2 separate regions of the Homo sapiens genome follow, and region 1 is linked to region 2. Evidence: chromatin loops called from intact Hi-C (ENCODE). Cell type or tissue: sigmoid colon. All regions are shown on one strand.

Region 1 (5,000 bases), 440 kb after region 2:
TTAGTATAATCAGTAATTAACTTTTATACACCCACACTTCACATTTACTATCTCTGAGACATGGCCAGTTCTTTTATTTTCTTTTTTCCTTAATACCAGTAGCCTAACTACGTACCTTAGAAGAACTTCTGATTCTTAGTATGAAACAGCTTGACAAGTTATAACTAAACAAATTTGCTGCCCAAGACCATGGTGCCTGGTAAATATTAATAATTAGGGCCCAAGGATGTTGCCAATTATACATAAGTGAGTTAATTTTTTTAAAAAATGTACTGATATTCACCTAGCTTTTTTGTTTCTGATCTTCTTTCCTAAAATACCCTCTGAATTTAATTCATATTACTTCAGTTCAACAAACAATTATTGAGGGCCTAGGCAATATGCCCTCCCTTAACCATTAAAAAGGAAGAAAGAAGAAAAAAATAGTGATTTCTTCTTCAATGGATTCGTAGTTGATATAGTTGGATGCCCTCTCCAAATCTCTTTTTGGGATGTAATCCCCAGTGTTGAAGGCAGGGCCCATTGGGAGGTGATTGGATCATGGGGGGCAGATTTCTCATGAATGGTTTAGCACCATCCGGTTGGTGCTGTCCTCACAAGAGTGAGTCCTCACAAGATTGAGTGAGTCCTCACAAGAGTGAGTGAGTTCTCACAAGATCTGGTTGCTTAAAAGTGTGTAGCACCCTCCCACCTCTCTCTTGCTTCTGCTCTCGCCATATGACGTGCCTGCTCCTGCTTCCCTTTCTGCTGTGAGCAAAAGCTCCCTGAGGCCTCCCTGGAAGCAGAGCAGATACTGGCACCATGCTTCCTGCACAGCTTGCAGAACAGTGAGCCAATTAGACCTCTTTTCCTTATAAATTACCCAGCCTCCAGTATTTCTTTATAGCAATAATAGAACGAACTGACACAGAAAATAATCCAGGAAAGAAGACATAGGTACAGACAACATAGAGTACAGGGGCAATAATAGAAGCAAGAACAGGTGAAAATCACATAGAGGAGAGATAAATTCACTCTATTAGAGTTCAGTGTGTTAAGAAATGACATCACAGAAGAAGGAGCCATCCAAGATGGTTTTAAGAGGTTGAATAGAAACTTTCCAGCTGAGAGAAACAGGATGGGCAAAAGCCAGAGCTTACAATGGGTTAAGTGAACTACATGTGGTTCAGTGCTGCTGGATCTTTAATCACAAGGGGAAGCCTGAAGAGAGATGAAGCTACAGAGAAGTCTTAAGTCAGGTCACAAAGGGCATGCTATGTGGTTTGTCAAGGAGTTTGTGTTTTAGAAATATAACCTCCAAGATGTTGTGGAATTTAGGTCATCAGCTATACACTAAGTGTTAGGATTGGCTTGACTGACAGTAACTCACCACTTAAAAAGCTAGTCCAGAGATCCAGTTCACCATCGTATCAGAGACTCAGCCCCTTCCTATATTGTTGGTTGTCATGTCAGCCCCAATCTAATGTCTAGGAGGGCATCCACAGTCCATGCAGCAAGCTTAAGCAAGGACAAAGCAAATGAGGGCAAACTGTGCCTGCCAATGGTCTTTCTGAGAAGATCCTCAGAAAGTGCCGCATGACTTTTCAACCTACCTCCCGTTGGTCAGCACTTAGTCACATGGTCACACCCAAACCCAAGGTAAACTGGGAGGAGAAAAAATGAAAGTGGAGGACAACTGGCAGTTTTTGCTACTAAGAAATAAGACATTGGAAGTGAGGAAGACCAATAAAAAGATTACTGCAGTATTTCAGTGGGAGATAACAAGGGCTGCATGAAGGTAGTGTTGGTGAGAATGGAAAGGGAAGCAGGACCTGAGAGCTATTTAGGCAGCAGAGTGGTTAAGAGTTGGTGATCTAGTGGATGGGGTGATGGCTTTTGGTTTTTGGCTTGAGTAGCTGAGTAGGTAGAGGTATCATCATGGGGAATTTTCAACATAAAACAAACGGAAGGGGAAAAAAAAACAAATATTAAAACAAGAAAAAAAATCAAATAGTACTTTTACTGTATAAAATCTACTTGCCTTTGACACTACCCTTCCCCTAGTGCTTCCTCCAAAGGTTTAGATAATCCTTACCAGCAGAAGGGAAGACACCAACATCCAAATGACATAGAACACTGGGCCTTTTCCTTCTACTCAAGACAGTGAGATGGGAAAACTGAATTCCAGACCTAACTGTCACCAACGGGACCAATGACCGAGGGCAAGTGAGTTCATCCTTTGCGACTTAGTTTCTTCATCTGTAAAATATGAAAGTTGAACTAGCTAATGTTTGTGATCTCATTCAGCTATAGAATTCTTGGATTCACTAATCATAGCAATCACCCACGCTAATCAACATCACAAAAAAATGAACAACCTTGTGTCACCCCAGCCATGCATAACTCACCAATGAGAAAAGATAATTGAGGCAAAAACTTAAAGGTCAGGTAAAACACAATTTCCTAATTAGACATCACATCTCTTCAGTTGGCTGTTGGAAACCTAGTTTCGTGTGGTCTGTTGGTATTAAACTTTGGCACATTTACAAAGTATTTTATTAAAGTGAAGAGGGTTTTGCCAATTGCATTTCAAAATTACTTTAAAAGATTTTACCTGGGGGGAAAAGGATTACTTTTCCTATTATGTGCATAAGCCTACATGTGGTTGCTGAAAATATCTCCCTTGAGTTAAGAAGTTTTTTCCTTTTGGTTGGTTAAGTACATAATGTTCCACCTACTACAAAGGATTAAAATGACCTGTTTCATCACAGAGTAAGGTAATCGCAGCAGCATGTGATTTTTGGCAGAAAGAACACTTTGTAATTGCTAATTTCCTACATCTAAATTCAGCTGAAGGTTGCAGCCCAAGTCCATAGTATTTCACAAGTCTTAACAAGCAGAACCCAAGGATGCTGCCAGGTTTTTAGACTGCCAATGAAACTGGAAGAGCAGAGAGTTTGCTGAGGGTGAGCCTTTATGAAGGAATGTTCAAATCCAAGACCCTGAATGTCTTACAGACACATGAAAGAGTCCATGGGACACAACTGTCAGACTCGGGTGTTTATTTTGGCCCCAGACTCTCTTCTCATCTCCTCTGTGCTTTCTGCCAACTGGCAGCTGTCCTCAAGGTCAGACCCTTTATTAAAAAATCAGCAACTTAAATAAAAACCAGTAATGCTTTCAGCAAGTATAATCCGTTTTACTTGAGAAGTGTTTCAACTAGTATTTCTTTTGATGCAAAGAAAGTTTGAAAATATGATATAAATAAAATATTTTAGAACTCACATCTACGACCTCTAGGACCAAATTTGTATTTTTCAGCCATGGAAAAACACTCCTTACTGAATAAGTATTAGACCCCAGTCTATGATGAAAATTTTCCACGTGGCCAAAAGAAAACAAATGCAAATAATACCATCATGATATAATCGACTTTGAAGCTATGATTTTATGTTCCTTAAGTCTCCAAATAAGTTTTAACCCTGTTAGTTGTATTTTAAAAGGAATCATTCTTTGCAGATGTCAAACCAGATGTTAAAATGCGTTTCTTTACTATTTGTCAAAGCATTACATGTAGTCACATTTGCAAGATGGGAGACCTGGAGTTCTGGAGTTCTGGACTAGAGCTGGCAACCTGGATTCTGCATACCTGATTAGGTCTATAAAATGTCCTCAGGCATATAAAATCCGTGCATTAGAAGTCAATTCTCGAAAGTCAAAACATCATATAGGACTTTTGCTGACCAAAAACTAAAGGTATGTGTAGGAGCTGATGTGCCATAGCTTAAAGAGTACAGGTTCAGTGGTTACACTGAGCAGTGCTCAAGGCCAAGCTTGTCCCTTCTTAGCAAGACAACCTTGGGTCAACCACTTAGCCTACCTCAAAGTTAATTTTTGATTGTTTCAATTGTGCTTTAAGTGAGAAAAATCATAAATATATTGTATACATCATATATATTCATCACATATATTATTGATATATATAAATTGGCAGCTCAATTCCTCTCATTGCTCAGGTCTAAATCCCTGGAGTCATCTTGTCTTCTCTTTTCCTCTTACACTTCCTATCTAATCTGCCAGCAAATTCTGCCAGCTTTGCTTTCAAACTATATCCAGAGTCCGAACACATCTCATCACCTCCATTGCCACCATTCTGGAGGTTGGTGCCATAGGCTCTCCCTGGATGATGGAAGCAGTCTCATCTTCTCTGGTCTCTCTGCTTCTTATTCTCTTAATTTCAACACAGAAGCCAAAGTAGTCCTTTAAAGACACAAGCCAGATCATGACACTCATTGGCTCAAGGTTCCCTGGCTTGTGATTTTCCTTCTCTCTCAGAGGAAAGCCAAAGTCCTCCCCCTGTACTGATAAGACCCTGAGGCTCTGGCCTCTCCTTCGCCTCTCACTCATTTCTTATCACTGTCTAAGCCCATCCCCATCACTCTCTGCTCCCTCTCCCAGCCTTACTAGGCTCTTTGCCAGGTCCTATCTCAGATCTCTGCACTTGTGGCTCCCTCTACCAGCGGAGGCTGGTGCATTAACCCAGGTACAAGATTACAAGGACAAAATATTAGAATTGAATCACTGAGATTCAAAAAGATACGGGGAAATCCAAGGCACATTTAAGAATGAGATATGATATCTCAAATAGGAGCAAGGGGATTAAAAAGGGTAAAAATAAAATCTGTGTTCCTATATTGTCTAAAGATATTTTTGGCCAGGTGTGGTTGCCTGGTAATCCCAGCACTATGGGAGGCAGAAGGAATGAGGATTGCTTGAGCTCAGCAGTTCAAGACCAGCCTGGGCAACATAGTGAGACCTCGGCTCTACTAAAATTTTTTAAAAACATTACCGGCCGGGCACGGTGGCTCACGCCTGTAATCCCAACACTTTGGGAGGCCGAGGCGGGTGGATCACGAGGTCAGGAGATGGAGACCATCCTGGCTAACACGGTGAAACCCCGTCTCTACTAAAAATACAAAAAAAAAAAATTAGCCAGGCGCAGTGGCGGGCACCTGTAGTCC
Region 2 (5,000 bases):
CAAGAACTCTACACTGATTTCACACCATCATGATGAGGATGGATGGGTCTCACGTGTAACGATGAGCCAAAATATACTTTGAGAATCCAAGTTAAATGGCAGTGTTTAGAAAAAAAAATACTGAAACAATCTAGCATCTTGGGGTGTTGGAATTTTAAAGGTTTGACAATTGGCAAAATCAAAGTAATCCAGAAATCTAACCCAATGTACTGGCAGAGTATCACAAACCCTCATAATACCTCAAAAAAAAATGGGGCAGGGGGAGTCTACAAGTTAAATTTGGCACCAAGTTACTAGTTGTAAAATAAAGCTTATTTGATTGTTGTCTCAGGCATTACGTAACTGTAAAGAGTCTTCATTTATACTGAAAGCTGCAGCAGTAAAAGCTGCAGACATATTTAAGAAGAAATATCATATTTCCTACTGCTTCAACTCACTGTTCCTGACCATCTTGAAGGGGTCTGCAAGTTATGGCCCGCTACCTGGTTTGTAAATAAAGTTGAATTGAAAACAGTCGGGTTCATTCATTTACGTACTGTCTATGGCTGCTCATGTGCTACAATGAAGTTGAGTAGTAACAACAGGGACCATATTGCCTGCAAAGCCTAAAATATTTATTTACCTAGCCCCAAAACCAGGCACTTGTCTGGTACAGTATGGGTGAGGAAATACTTTTTAAGTCCTAACTTTGTTCCAGAAGTTAATCTGGGCTGCTTATCTACTAAAATCTAAGTTTAGGAAAAAAAAAAAAGATAACTTCGGGGATGTCTATTTGGTTTGAAAAGAAAGAAGTTAAATATTATTCACTTGACTAACATGTATTTCTAAGTGGGAATTTCTGTTGCACTGCAACATCTCAGCATTTTTACTATGGCATTAGTAACAGCACTGCAGAGCATCACAGGCTGTAAAAACATTTCCATGTGTGATAGACAAAAACCCAATACCGGAATAAAAGGAATAGAATCCATCTTATCCGGACAAGTGGTTTTAAAAAGTCATCCTACAGAGCCCTGCAGAACTTTCATTGAAAACAAGCACAATTACATGGAATGAATTTGTTTCTGCTTCTTGTAGCCCCTCTACCTGGGCTTATAAACCATGAGAAAGAAGGAAGATTTACACTGTCACAGAAAATACTTAAAAACCAAGGCTTTTGAATAAAATGAGTTTTTATTTTCTCCTGAATAAAACATTATTTGGATCATGGGGGGAAAAAAACCTACTAAGAATTATTTTATCACTAAGTGTAATTAATACAAGTCACTATAATGTTTATCAATTATATACTAGAAAACAAATGAACTGAAATCAACTTTGAGACAATTTAGACATACGGTATCATAATCAAAATCCCAAGAGAAAGATACTTTATCTTTTTGCCACATTTTATTTCAAAATTTATTTTTACAAAAAATAAATTAGTTGCCCTAAACTCTTTTTAAATAAAGTGATGCACAAATAAGCAAACCAGCAAAGACTGTAATAAAAACAAAACTGACGATTTGGTGGTCATTTACTGGCAGACTAAACAAGTTAAGAATAAATATCTCTGAGGAAGCAAGCCAATTAAATGTTGGTTAGATGGCTGATTCAAAGATAAATAGTAGCCAGGAGTATAACTCGGACGTCATAGTTTGAGATTGATTTTTTTTTCCTTTAACCAGTGGGTAAAACTGTTTTTCTGTTATAATAATAATGGTCAACATTTAAACCAACAGAGAAGTTTTAAGTTTTAATAACAAAAGAGTGCCAAGGAAATGATCTTGTTCCTCAGAACAAAAAATAATCTGTTAAGGAAATATTTTGGATCTCAAATTAAGGCCAATCATGAGTACAGAGCACAGCTGATGATTAACAGAAGATGCCGCATTTAAACACGGTGGCAGAAGACACTGATTTACTTCTAATGAATATATAGTACATTATAAAAAGTGACAAAACATAAACATATGAATATAATGTAAACAACAGTAAAAAGAAATCTTTTTGTTTCTTGAAATTGGGGCTTATGGTTTTAGCCACCAGAGGTCACCCTTCCCCAGACAGATTAAAAAGCAGGGCTTCTGAAGCACTGTCACTTACTGTGTATTTGTTAAAGGAATACAATAAAAAATAACATGGGTTGTCAATGTTCTTCTTTCCCCAGCTAAAACATATGTGAGGCTAGACCTGCCCCACACCTCTCCCTAATGCAGACATGCTGGTAATGGAGAAGAGGAGAGCTGCAAACAGCCTGAGAGGCTAAAGTGATCTACATGATAGACATGAGAAAAATCACTGAGGGGCGAGGGACAGGATGCAGTTCCCTGGTAGAAGAGAGACTTGTGGAATAGCACCATGCTAATGAGGGATAATGGAGAAAACTGGAAGAGGTTTCCAGAATTCTTACTGTTATCATAAACACAACCACTCCTGGACATTCTTCAACTAACACTGCAGTAAAATTTTATACGGCTTTTTTCAATTAGTTTTGCATGTCAAACCTAAGTATCGTGCACCAAATTTGGCTTTTTTTAAAAAAGCAAATTAGCCAGGGTTCCTCCAGAATTCAACATATACTTTTACAATAGAATTGGAGAGAAAGAGATCTTTAATCTATCCTAGTGCCTTGTACAAAATATACTCAGCAAATACTCTTCCTCATTCATCCCTCCTTACATATAATAAAGAGACCTTTAATTCATCATAGCACCTTATACAAAATATACCCAGTACACTCTTCCTCATTCACCCCTCCTTACATATAATACAAGAAGGAGCTGACAACCAAAAGTTTCAACCTCTTTTGTTTCAATTCTGTTAGTTAAGAGGGCCCAATTCTATTTATTGTCACTTACCGTAGCTGCAAGAAGTAAAATTCAAAGGTTAGAGTGGTTTTTAATAATTTCATGTACGTGGCCAAGGAACATGTAGACATTTATGATTACCAAGAAATTACAACCTTCCAAAGCACAGTATTTATTCCATGTAGCACCAAAGGAAATCCCAAAGAAAAGGTACTTAGCAGCCTAGTAGAAGTCCTTAGCAATTTCTTTGTGAAATACTTGGTTAGAATTCATTGTCTCACATTCCAACACACTGGCAAATAAGGTTATCACACATCATCATATCTTTTGATACCTAACAACTTTTTTCTCTAACTACATAGGAAAAGTACGCTCATTAAAAGATATTCAGAAAATGAAAAAGGCTTTTAGAAAATAAAATCACCTATACTTCCAAAGAGTACAGGGAAAGAAAATGAAGTTCTGAGTGAAACACTTTTAAAACACACAAATTAAATTTATACAGTCTCAAATTCTTTTAATTATAATTCATCCACATTATTCCCAAATCAACTATAATCTGTCCCCTGCTTTACCAATGACATAGTTCCAACAGGTTCACCAAGACCCCGATGCTGCATGGGCTTTCTTCATACTGTTTCCTATTTCCTTGCACCATCTTTGATGTCCCCAGAGCATCTGCACAGCTGACGTTCCTCACAGCCACTCCTTTGTCCTGACTTCTACATCCCGTTTTCCATGGCTTCTCCCACCCATCTGGTCATTCCCCTCTGTCATCTTCTGGGCTGTTCTTTTTCAGGCTAACATTATTGAATTTCTGGCTCAGTCCTCTATGCTTCTCATTCTATCCCCTCTCTCCCTAGGTGACCAAAGTAACACTCATGGCTTCAACAACTGAAACTACATGTTGATGTGCCTAACACATAATAGGTGCTTAATAAATGTTTAATCTTATCAATGGCTTAATGATTAGTAACTTTCCAATCTAATCTCCAGGAAATTCTCAGCTCCAAGGCCACAACCACACAGCAGAAGTCTCTTAGCACAGTTGAGACTGGTAACTGGCTGGTTAATCATAAAAGCAGGTTAAAGCAGTGAATCATGAAAACATGAAAGCATTTTGTACACTTAACTTTAACCAGATAAATACCCATTCATCTGCCAATATTTTTATAGTCAGGCCAACTCTTAAGTGAGGGCCTGCTGACCCTTCAGTGTCTTTCTTGCCTAAATCATACCCATGGTGAATTATCGGTGCTATCCAGCTTCTGTTTGTTTGTTTAAACAACAGCTTTACTGAGATATCATTAACATGCCATACAATTCACTTTAAGGCATACAGCTTGATAGTTTAAATATATTCACAAAATTATGGAACTATCACCAGTTACTTTTGGGACATTCTCATTACCCAAAAAATAACCCACATACCTATTAGCATTCACTGCCCATTTCCCATCAAATCCCCAGCCATAGGCGATCATTTACTTCCTTTCAGTCTCTATGGATTTGCCTACTCTGGATATTTCATATAAATAAAATCATACATGTGGTCAAGAATCATCCATATTGTAGTAAATATCTGTATTTCATTTTTTTATTGCCAAATAATATTTCATTGTATTGTTATATCACATCTATTAATTCAGATCATTTGGGTTGTTTCTATTTTTGGCTATTATGAATAATGCTGCTATGAACATTCATGTACAACTTTTTGCATGGACATATATTTTAACTTCACTTGGGTATGTAATTAGGAGCAGAATTGCTGGGTCATATGATAACTCTATGTGTAACATTTTCAAGAACTGCCAGACTGTTTTTCAAGGTAGCTGTAATATTTTACATTCCCACCAACAGTGTATGAGAGTTCTTATTCTTCACAATCTCACTCACACTCCTTATTAGCTGCCTTTTAAAATTAATATTACGCCTATAATCCCAGCACTTTGGGGGGCCGAGGTGGGCGGATCACTTGAGGTCAAGAGTTCAAGACCAGCCTGGGCAACATGGTGAAACCCTGTCCCAACTAAAAATATAAAAATTAGCCGGGCATGGTGGTGTGTGCCTGTAATCCTAGCTACTTGGGAGGCTGAGGCAGGAAAGTCACTTGAACCCGGGAGGTGGAGGTTGCAGTGAGCTGAGATCACGCCACTGCACTCCAACCTGAGCAACAAAGCGAGACTCCATCTCAAAAAATAAAAAATA

What was found. A loop is a pair of places that touch in the nucleus more often than their neighbours do. Peaks named below come from ENCODE experiments on the same cell type or tissue, not always from the same donor. Only the 100,000 strongest peaks of a DNase experiment are listed, where the experiment ranks them.
Region 1: it touches region 2 in a loop (2.8-fold over the local background); 16 of 110 quality-filtered maps call a loop at or near these places.

What each region holds. Positions count from the first base shown.
Region 1 is chr12:25,583,156-25,588,155 of GRCh38, reverse strand. It overlaps a transcript of LMNTD1 not described here. Among named protein-coding and RNA genes, the nearest start is that of LMNTD1, 32 kb to the right of the region's middle. In sigmoid colon, no CTCF peak of the experiment used is centred here; a DNase peak (open chromatin) is centred at 2,875.
Region 2 is chr12:26,026,439-26,031,438 of GRCh38, reverse strand. All of the region lies in intron 2 of RASSF8 (Ras association domain family member 8), which reads right to left. Among named protein-coding and RNA genes, the nearest start is that of RASSF8-AS1, 69 kb to the right of the region's middle. In sigmoid colon, a CTCF peak has its summit at 2,020 (motif pointing right); no DNase peak of the experiment used is centred here.